Linked DNA regions of Homo sapiens: region 1 is linked to region 2. Evidence: chromatin loops called from intact Hi-C (ENCODE). Cell type or tissue: PC-3. All regions are shown on one strand.

What was found. A loop is a pair of places that touch in the nucleus more often than their neighbours do. Peaks named below come from ENCODE experiments on the same cell type or tissue, not always from the same donor. Only the 100,000 strongest peaks of a DNase experiment are listed, where the experiment ranks them.
Region 1: a loop joins it to region 2, with 9 times the contacts of the local background. A loop is called at or near these places in 39 of 110 quality-filtered maps.

What each region holds. Positions count from the first base shown.
Region 1 is chr22:30,087,996-30,090,495 of GRCh38, reverse strand. All of the region lies in intron 1 of HORMAD2 (HORMA domain containing 2), which reads right to left. Among named protein-coding and RNA genes, the nearest start is that of HORMAD2, 8.8 kb to the right of the region's middle. In PC-3, a CTCF peak has its summit at 1,410 (motif pointing right); a DNase peak (open chromatin) is centred at 1,375; H3K27ac peaks cover 778 bases.
Region 2 is chr22:29,700,046-29,702,545 of GRCh38, reverse strand. No RefSeq gene overlaps it. Among named protein-coding and RNA genes, the nearest start is that of CABP7-DT, 19 kb to the left of the region's middle. In PC-3, CTCF peaks have their summits at 110 and 1,136 (motif pointing left); a DNase peak (open chromatin) is centred at 905; H3K4me3 peaks cover 1,540 bases; H3K27ac peaks cover 2,290 bases.

The DNA of each region.
Region 1 (2,500 bases), 390 kb before region 2:
GCCACATAATTCATATTAGCCAAAAGATGGAAACAGTTCGAATGTCTATTAAAAGATGAATGGATAAACAAAATGTGGTATTTACAATGGAATATTACTCAATTGTTTTATTTGTTTGTTTTGTTTTGTTTTTGAGACGGGGTCTCCTTCTGTCACCCACAGTAGAGTGCAATGGCGTGATCTCGGCTCACTGCAACCTCCCGCTCCCAGGCTTAAATGATTCTCCCACCTCAGCCTCTCGAGTAGCTGGGACTACAAGCATTTGCCACCACACCTCGCTAATTTTTGTATTTTTTGTGGAGATGGGGTTTTGTCATGTTGCCCAGGCTGGTCTTGAATTCCTAGGTTCAGGCAATCCACCCGCCTCATCCTCCCAGTGTGCTGGGATTATAGGCATGAGCCACCACACCCGACCCCTATTCAATCTTAAAAAGGAATGAAGTTCTGATACATGCAACAATGTGAATAAATCTTGAAAACATTATGCTAAGTGAAAAGCCAGACATAAAAGGACAAATATTATATGATCCCACTTATATGAGGTACCTACAGTAGGCAAATTCACAGAGACAGAAAGTAGAATAGAGGTTACCAGGTGCTGGTGGGGTAGAAGGAATAAAGAGTTTAATAGGTATAGAGTTTCTGTTCACGATGATGAGAAGGTTTTAGAAATGGATAGTGATAATGGTTGCACAACATTGCAAATGTGCTTAGTGTCACTGAGTTGTACACTTAGAAAAGCTGAGGTGTTGAGTTTCATATTACAGTTTACCACAATAAAAAAGTTAATATTTAAAATACATCTAGTTTTCACCCTTATTGTTTTGTTGATATAAAAAAGAAGCAGCCGGGCATGGTGGCTCATGCCTGTAATCCCAGGACTTTGGGAGGCCAAGGCGGGTGGATCACGAGGTCAGGAGATCAAGACCATCCTGGCCAACATGGTGAAATCCCATCTCTACTAAAAATACAAAAATTAGACAGGCATAGTGGCAGGCGCCTATAGTCCCAGCTACTCAGGAGGCTGAGGCAGGAGAACGGCGTGAACCCGGGAGGTGGAGCTTGCAGTGAGCCAAGATTGCGCCACTGCACTCCAGCCTGGCCGACAGAGCCAGACTCCATCTCAAAAAAAAAAAAAAAGAAGCAGCAGCAAATTTTCCCTTTTCTTTACAAAGTCTTAATTTAATTTCAACTGGGGCTTCTTTTCAAGGTTTTATGAAGTTCTGACCAAAATACTTGTAAAATAACTTCTTTAAAGATATTCCATTCTGGATCACCAAGGATAGCCTGTGACCGGTTTTTGTGTATCCATTAATGCAAGATTCTTGAAGATTTTTCCCAAGAGGGCAGAATTATTTGCGAACACTGCCACAAGGTGGTGATAGAGATTATAAATAGGTGGTAATATTAAATTTCTTTCAAATTATTTCTTCAGAGGGGCACTAGGGGACACTCTTTTACAATATTTTATATATGAGACTGAAAACCACCAATAGTTCTTTAACCCTTAAAGATTCCAAGCTATCTTTACTTGATTTGAGACTATAACCTTCATATCTAATACATCAGTTGTCCCCCTTAAATTTCAAAAAATAAAATGGGAAACAAAGTAGCTCTAAGAGTTTAAGATCTAGTCCCAGCCCATTAAACCATAATACACTACCCACTACTGGGGTAGTTATTAGTCTTAGACACAATAAATAAGAGAAATCATGATTTTCTAGAATAGTTTTCTATATTAGTATAGAATACTAATATTAATAAAACTAATAAAACTTAATAAAACTTACTTTTTAATTTTTAAATTAATTTTTAAATTAACTTTTTTAATTAATAAAATTAATAAAACTAATAAAACTTACTTATTAAAACTTACTTAATAAAACTAAATAGTTTTCTAAATTAGTAGGGTTTTAAAAATTTCTCTATGATCATAGACATTCTGATGTCATTTCTAGGGAATCAAGCTCTGAAAATAGCATCAGCCAATTAGAACACAAGGCATTACTACATCCATATTTTTGCAATGTATGGATGGCCTAGATTAAATTAATATTACCATTGAAAACTCTGAGGCATTCAGGACACTTGCTATTGAGAAAGGATTCAAGCAGGTTAATATTAGCATTTGGTAAATTCCTTAGGAATTGACATTTATAAAAGTAAAATTAAATTTTATACATATATGTATATATGTGTATATATATGTATGTATATATGTGTGTATATATGTATATATGTGTGTATATGTATATATGTGTGTATATATGTATATATGTGTATATATGTATATATGTATACATAGGTATATATGTATATATGTATACATAGGTATACGTGTATACATATGTGTATATGTACACATGTGTACGTGTGTGTATATGTACACGTGTGTACGTGTGTGTATATGTACACGTGTGTACGTGTGTGTATATGTATACGTGTGTACGTGTGTATACACATATACAGATCTGTATATGTATATATGTATGTGTGTGTA
Region 2 (2,500 bases):
TTTCTCAGATATATTCCCTGGGAATTATCCTCTGCTGAAAATCCCCAGGGCCCAAGGAGGGCCCCTGCTGGGGAGGATGGAGACACCATGCGCAGCTTGCCACAGCAGGGGTGTGCCAGGGTTCCTGGGGAGGCGCTGCCTGGCTCAGCTGGGGATAAAGGGAGACTTCAGAGATCCGGGGAGGGCCGGCCTGAGGCTGGGCTGTCCCTGTCGGTCCACTCCACTCCTCCAAATTTAACTCCTCTCTCTCTCTCTCAGGGTAAATGGCACAGCAGGTGCCTGCCTGGGACACCTCAGCAGCCTTCTTTGCTTTGTTTACCGACTTAATTCCTTCAGATCAAAGGCTGCCCCTTCCTCCCTGAGCAGGCAGATGGGGAATGACATTATTTATATCAGAAATGGGCAAGGCTCCATGGGACTTCTTCCTTATGCCTGATAAGAGAAAATTAGGTCACTCCCGTGCCTCCCTGGCGTCTGCAGTTGGGTTTTTACAGCCCAGGTACTCACAGGCTCAGGGAAGAGCTCATGTGCACAGTGTGGCCCACCTGGTTCTCTCCCACCCTGAGCCTCCAGTCAATTATTGACCTGAGCAGCCAGTATTAATGGGACAAAATGAGAACATCCTTCGCAGGCAGCTCCAGCCCGGAGTTATCTATCATTTCCCGGGCTTTGCAGCTGGCACTGGGCAAACATGGGCTTGGACAAACAGACCAGCTGCAGGCTCATTAAGCTCAGGGTGCAGGTGGAGGGGATGGAGGCCACAGGGGAGCCGTGAGTGGGCCTGATCCCTCTGAGCTGTGACATCCCCTGAGTCACTATGGCTCTTTCCTTTGCTTCCTCTTGCCCTCTGCCCCCAAAAGAAGTATCAGAAAAAAAGCCACCGTGTACCAAGTGGTGACTCACATCTAGGCAAGGTGCTTAGAGCTTTCTGGGCATTCGTAATCCCCACAAAACCCTATAAAATTCCCATTTTACAGGTGAAGAAAACTGCAGTGCCCAATAGACTGGACAATTTACGTAGGCTCACATGGCTGGTCAGTGGCCTAGCAGGAACGCAGGTTTGTCTGTGTTCTGAGGCAGGGAGGGCTCTTAGCCTCTCAGCTGTGCCGTTTCCCCAGCTCCCCCTGCAGCTAATGGTAGAGATTTCACCTTTCTTCAGGCCAGCTGCGTCTATTACTTGTAAGTTACGGTAACACTGCGACAGGTCCACACCCCTTTTCTTAGAAACCTGAGTGCATTTTGTTCCTGTTTTTCACGTTATCCTGACAACATCCCCCGGGTACCCAGAGGCCTCACTGTCAACTGTCTTCACAGGGGGTGGAAGGTCTGGCCCTTGTGGGGAAGGAAGAGCCAGGTGCCCTCCACCTCTCTGCCCTGGGCAAGTGTGGCTTAGGGGAGGGGCGAGATGCCTCTGGCTGCTCCCACTGCGGAGCCCTTCAAGAGAAGTCTTGATTTCAGCTCAGAGGCAAAATGCCAGGTGCTATTCTGGGGCCAAGTTGGTGAGAAATGGGCATCAAGTGGAAACCAGGAGAGGACACGGCGGGGGTTCCTCTCCGAGTCAGCTCGAGTCCTTGCTGGGCAGATTAACGGCCCTGTAATTTTCCCCAGGTGCTCCCATCACGGCGCAGAGGTCCAGAGCCATCTCTCTGGAAGCGAGCTGCGGTCTCCCTACCGGAGCTGGGGCTGTGGCTAGGATCCTGCCATAATGCAGTAATGACAGGCTGCCAGGGAGCCCCACACGGCCTGGCAGGGGAGGGGGAGAGGAGCCCTTGGCCTCCCTCTCTCTGCTGGAGATGACGCTGCCTGGGCTGTCTGAAAGGGAGACGGAGAACATGCGGGTGCCCGACTTTCTCTTCCCCAGACGGCTAAGAAATTGGACTAGATACAGTCACAGCAGTCTTCTCGCCAATACCTTTCCCCCCAGAGTTTCACTGCCAACTCTTCATTATATGTGGGTGGCTCCTTATCCTCTCTGCCACACGAAGGCTTCTGGGGTAGGCAGCCCTGGGGAACAGCTGTCAGGAACTCCCCACTCAGGCGAGGACCAAAGGCAAAGAATGAAGTGCTAGCAGGGAGGCCAGAATGAGCCACTTGGGGCTCCGATGGGACTGGCGGCAAATGCCACAGTGAAGCACTGAGGTCTGGCCCCCCCGCTTTGCATTTACAGCAGGGTCACTACAGACTAGAAAAAACAGCAAAGAATTCAACTGATCTCCTCGATACCAAAATACCATTAGAATCAGTCATTGGAACTCTGGTATTAGTAATTCTAACTCTACTTAGCGGGGACCTCTGACCTCAGGTCCCATTTACTATTTTGGTGGGGGTGGGGGGGCGTCGGGTTGTCTTTAATAGAAAGGTTAGGTAAAAATATTGCCTGGACGGCTTTAAATGACCAATATTTTTCAAAGTGCTTTCTTTGGCTTAGACTACGGAGGAAATCAAACTGCTTCCAATTACTAAAAATAACAATCTACATTTGCAAAATGAGTTTATATTA